Linked DNA regions of Mus musculus: region 1 is linked to region 2. Evidence: chromatin loops called from intact Hi-C (ENCODE). Cell type or tissue: left cerebral cortex. All regions are shown on one strand.

Evidence for each region. Hi-C counts contacts between places; a loop is a spot of excess contacts. Peaks named below come from ENCODE experiments on the same cell type or tissue, not always from the same donor. Only the 100,000 strongest peaks of a DNase experiment are listed, where the experiment ranks them.
Region 1: it touches region 2 in a loop (4-fold over the local background); 2 of 42 quality-filtered maps call a loop at or near these places.

Annotation. Positions count from the first base shown.
Region 1 is chr11:58,327,781-58,332,780 of GRCm38, reverse strand. Sh3bp5l (SH3 binding domain protein 5 like) reads right to left here and starts at 2,074. Exons shown (of 7, transcript NM_024480.5): 1 at 1,989-2,074; 2 at 918-1,527. The coding sequence starts at 1,100. It also overlaps a transcript of Zfp672 not described here. In left cerebral cortex, no CTCF peak of the experiment used is centred here; DNase peaks (open chromatin) are centred at 1,542, 2,131 and 2,378; H3K4me3 peaks cover 2,676 bases; H3K27ac peaks cover 1,743 bases.
Region 2 is chr11:58,177,357-58,182,356 of GRCm38, reverse strand. It overlaps Mrpl22 (mitochondrial ribosomal protein L22), which reads right to left. Exons shown (of 7, transcript NM_175001.5): 7 at 2,791-3,079. The coding sequence ends at 2,868. Among named protein-coding and RNA genes, the nearest start is that of Gm12250, 4.0 kb to the left of the region's middle. In left cerebral cortex, a CTCF peak has its summit at 2,573 (motif pointing left); DNase peaks (open chromatin) are centred at 2,580, 2,959 and 3,882; H3K27ac peaks cover 401 bases.

The sequences.
Region 1 (5,000 bases), 150 kb before region 2:
GCCATTATCAGCCCATATCAGAAACTTTCCCATACAGTCCATTTAGACAGTACCCTGAAACACGATAGATAACTAAGCTTGTCCTAGCAGGCCATCTCCTCCACAATGACCACTCTTCCTCATACCAGTTCCCTGAGTCTCTTACACAACCATCTCTCTGGTTTACCAACTAGACTGTGCACATTCCATGACAGTAAACTATCCTGACATTCTTTTGGTAAGCCCACAATTCCAAGAGCCAGAAATATATATTAAAGGCCAATCACAACAGAGATAAATCCTTGCAATATAAAAAGTTTCCTGCTGATCATGGTGGCACACACCTAATTTAATCCCAGGAGCAGGGAGGCAGAAGCAGGCAGATCTCGGAGTTCTAGGCCACCCTAGTCTACAAATCAAGTTCCAGGACAGCCAGGGCTACACAAGAGAATCCTGTCTCAAAGAGAGGGGGATGGGGAGGAGGGAAGGGAGTTGATTTCCTTACAGACTCAAACCTTACCGTGCCTTTCAAATACCTGAAAGGTCTCACAACTCAAAATGATTCTGAGAGACATATCTAAGAAGGTAAAAGGTGGGGGGGGGGGGGGGGAGATTTCCTCAGCCTCCAAACTGCCTCCCAGTCTCAGCCATCTCCTCTTGCCTCCAGGATATGTAAGATACCTGAGCTAGCAATCTTTTTGCTTATTCAGAAAGAAGAACAATGAGTGGTTCTATGCCCCAAGCACTCAGGCAGGGTCCCTGCTCTCCATCAGCACTTGTCACACTTGTCACACTGAACCGCCACGTTTTATGTACATGTCTGCTTCCCTTTCCCACCCCAGCCCACTGTGAGAGAGGAGTCTAAGGCCTCATTGATCCCACAGCTCTTCAGCAAGTCTGGCCTCTGGACTTCTGACCTCCTCCATCAGCCTTCTCACCTGTATCCTAGGATCCAGTTCCTCCTCCTCTCTAGGGGACAATTTGGTCTCACTGCTGTTGCTTCCACTTCCTCCAGGCTCCTCTGCGACCGGGCTCCTAGGGCCCTCATCCTCTACCACCTCTGACCGAAGTTCCCCCTGCGGAGTCTCCCGGCCCCCTGCAGCCTTTTTGAGATCAGCCATGCTGGCTGGAAGAGGGCAAAGCCCTATGCACAAGAGAGGGCTGGCATGCTGGGAGCAGGGCCCCAGTTTGAGGCTTCCTGGACTTTGGATGGAACAGAATAGGGCTTTCTCTTCTCAAAGGCCGAAGAGAAGCAGCACAGATGGGCCTCGCGTTCAGTTAGAGGCTGAGCTTCGAACTGCTGAGGAGGTCCTTATAACTAAAGCTTCGTCTGTGCAAAAGTTCTTCACACCTCACCACGGGGAGCCCACCAAGAGACCCCAGCGGCAACAGCTCCAACTCAAGGAGCAAAGGGGGCCTGGATCCTGGGCCGACGCCTGGGAAGAGGAGCACCATTCGGGAGGGTGGAGGCAAGCGCCTCCAGGCTGTGGTGGCAGATGGAGAGAAAGCTAAGTCCAAGCAGAGGGTGGGAGATGCGCCTCTGGGGAGCTGCAGGAGACACAAAGGTCAAGTTACATAGGATGTCAGCATCAGAACCTTGGCCAGCAGCCTCCTCCGCGTCCTGGGTCTCCCCAAGATACCACTGGTTTCCCAACACACACTCCCGAGATCCGACCAGTCCCCCACCTCAACTTCTTTCCTCCGGCCTCAAGGACTTTAGGTCCGACTCTGCTCGCGTCCCTGTTCCCTCCACAGTCCCTCCCCTTCCAAACTTCCCTCTGAGCCCCACCCTCTCTCCTCCACACCCTTTTTCTACCAAGCCCGTCCCCCTCGGTCCGGCTTTGCAATTCACCTTCTATCCCCCAACCTTGCCTCTCCAGCCCTGGGGGCCATCTGAGCCTCCAGGCTCCAAGCGCATACTCTTCCGCGGACCCAGCGTCTGAGTCCCAGCCATCCCATGTAACCAGGCGAAAAAAAAAATGCCCCTTCCCGGCTTTACCTCAGTTTACCTTGCTTTACGGGGAGCGTCTACGGAGCAAACAATCTTCCCCCTCCCTCCGCAACAAGACCGTCCAACCAAAAACGCCCTGGCAGAGAGGAAACGGAAATACGCCATCGCGTAAAAACGCTATTTTTTTTTTTCCTCTCTGACAAGTATTGCCCGATGTAAGCTCACGCTCGGCGTGCTAAACGTTCAGGGTCCGTACAAGATGGCGCTACTCTACATCCGACGTCGCCTTTCCTAGCTCCCAGTTCACCCGCCAACCAAGCCTAAATAAAATGAATGCATGAGTAAGAGTTGCTGAGGAAAACTACAGCAGGTGATGAAAATCGATAGTCCCTCCCAATTCGAGAAATGCTAGCAATAGTGTCGTACGCGGGAGCGGCCATCGTTGCTTTAGGAACAGAGGCGGGGCTAAGGACTGTCACTGCCTGGCGCGACCGGAGGTGATGCAACTTCCGGTTTCGGCTAGCTCCTATCTGGGTATTGCTAACAAAAACGAAGTCGTTTTTCAAAAGTGATTTTTTTTTTCCTTTTCTTTTCTTTTTTCTCGGTTCAGTGAATCCGGCGGACTCTAGGTCGAGACAGGTGGGTGAACCTCTCCCGACACCTGCAGCGGGCGCCATCTCTCCCGCTAAGTAGCCGGCCTCACGGGACGCCGGCTACCGCGTGAATGCAGAGGATCTCACTGTTAGCTCACTTTCCTAGAGTGGGAGGAGGAGGCTCGAACTTAGCCCAGTGAGCTCCCTGCTTCGTTCATGGGTGGTCTGGATACCAGTGCTATGTGTGGCTTGCAAGACGGACCGAAGCCATGGATGGGATGCAGGATGGATGCTTGCGTGGTACAAATGTCTGACGGCCTCGGGGCCCCAGGCTTTTTTTCTGGAGATGAAACACGTATCCGGGCCCAATTCTCTTCCCATTGGGTTCTGTTGAACATAGCCCGTGTTTAGTAAATCGGTAAAGAGTCTGTTTAGTCAAGAGCTGCCTTCCTATCTGTGAAGGAGTCTTTAGGTGTTTCTAGAGGCATGAGAATGGAGGAGGACGGGGTTCCACAGTCTGAAGTGAAAGGAATTCCAGAGCTGGTCCCTGTTAGGGTCCAGGAGTCGCCCCACAAACCACAGGAATATCAATCTCAGTCAGACAGGGATAGTGTATTGAATGCACACCCCACGGTCGGTAGACATAGCTTAGACTCTGGAACTGAATGCTACTATCATGAACTTCGTTTCAGGGTCAGTTTATATAGGCAGAAACCCATAATGAACTCACAAGCAATTGCGGGGAGGGCTTGTAGGGTTATTGGCCTTTTTCCAAGTTGTGTGTGTGTGTGTTTAAATAATTTAGACATAACAGTTCAAGTTGACTTCTATCTTGCTTAGCTCTGAGTGAAGTCTGCAATTGGGGAGTTTGCAAGAAGAACAGTCCTCAAAACATGGTAACAAACCTCTGAACATACCGGGATATATGGTCAACATGACCACGGTCTGAGCCAGACTATTCTCTGGGTCAGCAGTCAGTCTAATTTCAGTGGCAGCAGTATGAGATGGCACTCATACTGGCAGGCGAGAAGCAAAATGGCTACAGCTATGCCAGGGAGGCAGTGCCAGGGGAACAGGCTTCAACTGTCTATGCTGTAAGTCCAGTTTGTGTCTAGTTAGCAGTTACACTAAAAAGTATTCTGTGGCTTGTCAAAGAACGATAAGGAAGGCCGTGTAAACAGTGGTTCTCAACCTTCCTAGTCCTGCGACCCTTTAAAGTGCTGTCCCCCAACTGTAAAATTATTTTGTTTCTCCTCCATAACTGTAATTTTGCGACTGTTATGAATTATAATGTAAATATCTGATATTCAAGTATGGTATCAGGTATAATATGTGACCCTCCCCCAAAGAGGTCACAACCTACAGGTTAAGAACTGGTATAAAGGATTGTACAGCTAGATATAGGAGCCAGTACAGTGGGGGAGAAATAGGACTCCAACTAGAGATGAACAAGGGGGAAATTTGTAACCAAAGATCAGTTTTGAGGGTTAGTGGATGAGAATGTGATTCGAGGGAAAAAAAGGGTAAAGGGGTCTGGCTAAGCCAACCTAACTGGGTTCTTGCTGAAGACAATCCTGGAAGGCTTGTGTCTATAATTGGGAGCCTGGCATACAGAATTGGCAGAGGGGTGGTCTTGGTAAACTCCCTTCACAAAGTCCTTCATTAAAACTAGGTTTTACAAGATAGTGTTTGGATAGGCCTAGAAAAAGGTTCAGGCGCCTGACCAAAGTTAGACCAAAGAATGTTTCTCCAAGACTAGGTAGGGCATGAAGGCCCTGTCTTTCCTAATGACTGCATAGCAAGATGTTTGGCTCTTGGCTTCCTGAGAAGGGTTCTCCTAAAGAGTAAGAAATGCATGCACTACCTTAAAGGGATAAAGGAAGGAGACAAGTTTGTAGGCCCCTTTTAGGAAGTGCTCTAAGAAAAGGAAGTTGGGACTCTGTTAATCCCAGGAGTTGCTCAGAATATCTAGTGCTTTCTCCTGGCAGTGTTGAACTTTCTCAGACAGTTGTTTCCATGAAGCACGGGGACCTGGTCCTCCTAGGAACAAGACCACTGGTGCTAGAAACCCTGCGAGGATTTAGTTACCTCTTAGTACAGGGTTTTGGATGGAAACATTAGGAACCAAGAGGTCCTCAGTTCCTAGTTCTCCCCTTCCATTCTAACCCTGTGAGTAACTGCTTAAAGCCTGGGGATTTAGTACACCGATGGGGGTTTGCTTAGCATGCCTGAGGCCCTTGATCCAACCCCTTCTCCCAATACACACACACCTTCAGAAGTGCAATATAAAAAGGTATAGACCGAGGAGATCATTCAACAGTTAAAAGGCACCATCTGCCAACTCAGACAGCCTGAGTTAGATCGCTAGAACCCAAGAGTTGGAAGGAGCGGACTGACGGCTGTGAGTCAGCACACATGCACATACACACTGACTAAAAACAAAGAACAAGGGCAGTGGGACACACCTGTCATCCCAT
Region 2 (5,000 bases):
CAGAATTAGTTTGGAACTTTTGAGAGGATCCCTAGCATTCCATACTCCTTGCTTTCACAACTGTTAAAACTGGAATGATGTGCCTGCTGCCCAAGTGCTAGTCCACTTTGGTTGCTATATTAAACTGTAAATACAATAGGACATTAATAAATGTGTCTTGTGGAGAGAGAGAGAGAGAGAGAGAGAGAGAGAGAGAGAGAGAGAGAGAGGGAGAGGGAGAGGGAGAGGGAGAGGGAGAGGGAGAGAGAGAGAGAGAGAGAGAAAGAGAGAGAGAGAGAGAGACAGAGAACCATCTAAAGAAAGAAAGCCAGGCGTAGTGGCGCACGCCTTTAATCCCAGCACTTGGGAGGCAGAGGCAGGCGGATTTCTGAGTTGGAGGCCAGCCTGGTCTACAGAGTGAGTTCCAGGACAGCCAGGACTACACAGAGAAACCCTGTCTCGGAAAAAAAAGAAAAAAAAGAAAAAAGAAAGAAAGGAAGTGGGCAGGGGAGGAAGAAAGAAAAAACAAAGACACCTGCTGTATTGTTTTCTAGAGGCCACAGGAGAATGTTTTTGTTTTGCTAGTTCTAGAAACTTCTCTGACTCCTTAGTTCTCTTCAAAGCCAGGAAAACTGCCTATCTCTGAGCACCCCTCAGTGACTATGCCTCCCTGCGGTTTTTCCTTCTGCCTCCCTCTTCCGGTTTGAAAACTATGACCATTAGAAAACCAGGACAACTCTCCTAACACAGTGCACTTTATTATCGCTGATAGGTTTACATCCCCTTTGTGACCCTGCACATTCCTAGGGCATTCGGTATTCTGGGGATGAGGATACACAGGTCTTTTGAAGGAAGGGTGTGTTGCATTCTCCCGACTACTGCAAACACAGGATATTCACATAGATGCATGCTGGCAAACTTGGAGACAAAATGGGCAAACCCTTCAACAAAAGTAACTTTGAAATCATAAAACAAAACAAAGCAAACCCCACCCTTTACCAAGACCTCACACAGGCCAGGCAGTTTCTCAGAGAGCCTCAGAACCGGTCAGCCCACCCTGGAGCCTTTCTGAAAGCCCCCAGCACTGGTTCTCATCTACCCCTGGGCTACTGGCATTTCTTGTTTTCCCAAAGGGATACTCACATCATCTGCTTATTTTAAACATTGGGGTTTTTGTTTTGCTTTTCAGGTAGAGTCTCACTGTGTAGCCCTGGTTAGCCTAGAACTCACTATGCAGATCAGGCTGGCCTCAGCCTCACAGAGGCCCACTTGCCTCTGCCTCCTGAGTGCTGGGATTAAGGTAATCAGTTCCTCAATAGGCTGAAACTGGATTCCGTTCAGCTCCTGTGGATGTGGATCCTGCCCTTTGCTCTCGTTGGAGATTCTGCTCAGCCAGCAGCCTCTGCTGCCTGGATGCTATTAGCTAGACAGAAGCCATGTGCAGCCTCTTCACCAGTGTCTTGAACTTTGTTTTTTCCTTCTCCCCATTTCTAGCTGTACTTGGGTCTTTGACCCATTCCGAGCTGCGGTTTGCAGAGGCAGAGAGACGGGCATTTTATTCTTCTGTGTGTGCATACGCACACCCTGCTTGTCATCTCTCCTTGTTTCTCGCACCTTTGTCAAGAATGTGCAGGCTGGCCGGGCGTGGTGGCGCACGCCTTTAATCCCAGCACTCGGGAGGCAGAGGCAGGCGGATTTCTGAGTTCGAGGCCAGCCTGGTCTACAAAGTGAGTTCCAGGACAGCCAGGGCTATACAGAGAAACCCTGTCTTGAAAACCCAAAAAAAAAAAAAAAAAAAAAAAAAAAAAGAATGTGCAGGCTGGAGAGAAAGCACAGCAGTTAAGAGCACTGGCTGCTCTTGAGGAGGACCCAGGTTCAATTCCCAGCACACACAGGATAGCCGACCCCCATTTGTAACTCCAGTTCTAGGAGATTTGAAGTCCTCTTCTGGTGTCTGCAAACGATGCACATAGTGTACAGACACATATACAGACAAAACAGTCACACACATAAAATAACAACACTAAATGGAAAAAAAAAAAAAACTGTGGTAGTTTGAATAAGAATGTCTCCATAGGCTGGAGAGATGGCTCAGCGGTTAAGAGCACTGACTGCTCTTCCAAAGGTCCTGAGTTCAAATCCCAGCAACCACATGGTGGCTCACAACCATCTGTAACGAGATCTGGCGCCCTCGTCTGGAGTGTCTGAAGACGGCTACAGTGTACTTATATGTAATAAATAAATAAATCTTTAAAAAAAAATAAAACAAAAGAATGTCCCCATAGGCTCATAGATTACATTATTCGGCCCCCAGCTAGTTGAACTGTTTTAAAGGATTAAGAAGTGTGGCAAGTTCCAGGAAAAGCCAGGGCTACCCCAAGAAATCCTGTCTCAAAAATCCAAAAGAACAAACAAACACAACAACAACAAAGAAAGGAAGAGCCTGGAGTTGAGGATTTTGGTTAAAGTGTTCCTAGTATGAGTAACATAGAGATTCAAGCAATCCACATCAAAACTCCAATGCCATTTTTCAGGGAGGGAGGGAGGAATCTATGAGTCACAGTAGTACTTTGGTAACTGATTGTTGCTGGCAGAAGAGCGCCACCTACTGTCTAGTTTTAGAATGCAGTGGTAAGGCTGCTTCAAGTCCTCTTGAAAAATCCTCTGGCCTCTGCACATGCACACCAGGATACATACTGCCCCCACCGCCCAACACACACACACATACACACACACACACACACACACACACACACACACACACGAAACTTTGCAGTTATACACTACACTTCAATAATTCAATGAAACAGATAAAAATCACTTGTTTTTACTTTTTAAAATAAACATAAGCTATATACACCGTGGAGCCAGGATGACCTGCACAGATCTCATAGAGTATGGATGATGGTCCGGCTGCGAAGCTGCTGAATATAGTCCTTGGCGTGGTCAACTGCTGTCTTGGGTACTTCGGGTGGGGGAGGGGGTCCTTCCACCAGCTTTACAAAATAGTGGCAATAGACCTTCTCCATAATGCCAAAGCGACCTCGGCCATGGTAACGGATGCGCTTCAGGCACTGGCCTCGGCCTGAGGTAGACTCAGCTAGAGGAAGGAAAGAGAATTATGGGAAATGCCTGCTATCCATAGGACTGCATCTGTACCAGCTGATAGGTTCTGACCCATCTTTTAGTAGATCATAAGCGTGCAGGAGCTTGGTGGTTGGCAAGCACACAGTCCTCTCAAACACAAGTCTCTTGAGCACTAACCAGGAACCATGCACTGCTCTAGAGGAGGCATGGACCCACTGCCAGATTACGTTGGACAGAAAGACAGAAAATAGCTTCAATTAATGGCAAGTTTCATGAATCAAACAAGTCACAGATTGATAGGATGGAAGAGATGCCAAGAGGCAGCCCCGAGAGTAGGTGTGGTACTGGTGCGTAATCCAGGAAGCAGAGGCAGGAGAATCAGGACTTCAAAATCATCCTTAGCTATACAGCAAGTTTGAGACCAGTCTTTTTTTTTTTTTTTTTTTTTTTTTGGTTTTTCGAGACAGGGTTTCTCTGTATAGCCCTAGCTGTCCTGGAACTCACTCTGTAGAACCAGGCTGCCTCTGCCTCCAGAGTGCTGGGATTAAAGGCATGCGCCACATGGCATTAAGCCTCAGAAATAAAAATAAAAGAGTCATCCCAGAGAGAGAGAAACCTGACCTGAGACCAGAGTCTCCCCCATCCCTGCTCCTGACGCAAGCACGCTCGGCTTGCTTAGGCAGATGCTGGGGCACACTGACACTGAGCATATGTAAGAGGCACACAAACAAGAGATGAGCACGGGGGCAGGTTACATATGGTCCTACAGGCAAAGGAAAACTCCATTCCAGCACCCAGGCAGACAAGGCAGGGACGGGACCGCAAACAGCTCAGTACAGAAAGCAGTGGCCATGCAAGCCTGACAACATGAGGTTGCCCTTAGAATCCACATAAAGGTGCGAAGAGATGTGACTCTGCAGAACTGTCTTCTGACCCCACCTATGGCGCACACGGTGGCCTGGGCATATGTACTACCTTGGATAGTCTCCACAGTGCCCCAGTCACATGGCTGTGTGGGTGTCTATGGCATGCTGACTGGGGTGTGTGCTCAGGATGGTGCGGCTGTACCAGGTGCTCGGCCTAGTCAGTTTCTGAGTGTTTAAGGCTCCCACTGCCCGACCTGACTAAGGATGTTGAACTTGTTTACATATATTTTATATTATTCTCTTAAGAACTATGTGATTCATTTGCTCAGTCATTGATTGGATGATTCAGTGGGTTTGGTCTGCCTGTGTTTCTCTCTCTTGTACAGACCAGCAGGTCTTTCAGCCTGATTACTAGAAGGCTCCATTTCAGTCATTCTTATGACAAAGGCACATTATAAAAACGACCTTTAGGAGCTAGAGCAATGGCTCAGAAGTTAAGAACACTGGCTGCTCTTCCAGGGGTCCTGAGTTCAATGCCCAGTAACCATGTGGTGGCTCATAGCTAACTATAATGGAGTCTGATGCCCTCTTCTGACCTGCAGGTATACATGCAGATAGAGCACTCATACTCATAAAATAAAACAAAAATGACCCTTAAAGTTTACATGTGAACCTTTATTCACCTCCTTCCACTTGATAATTCATCTATCTTTTCTGTCCACCACCCCTCTGCCCCCAATAATCTATGTAACTCTAGCTGTCCTAGAACTTGCTCTACAGACCAGACTGGCCTTGAACTCACAGAGAGTCATCTGCTTCTGTCTCCTAGGTGTTGGCACTAAAATGTGTGCCCCACGATTAAAGATGAATCTATCTTCTAGGTAACTTGTGGTCATCTGCAGTTTTATGATGAGTAGAGGGTGGCAGTGCAGGCCGCTCTGTGTGTACTCGTCACCGGTGCGGAACTTCACACCCTCAACCCCATTCAGAACAAGCACGGAGACGCTGGCAAGTCTCCCACTCATGACACAGTGGCACTTGGGTGCTAAGGGCTACAGGAGGTCCTTG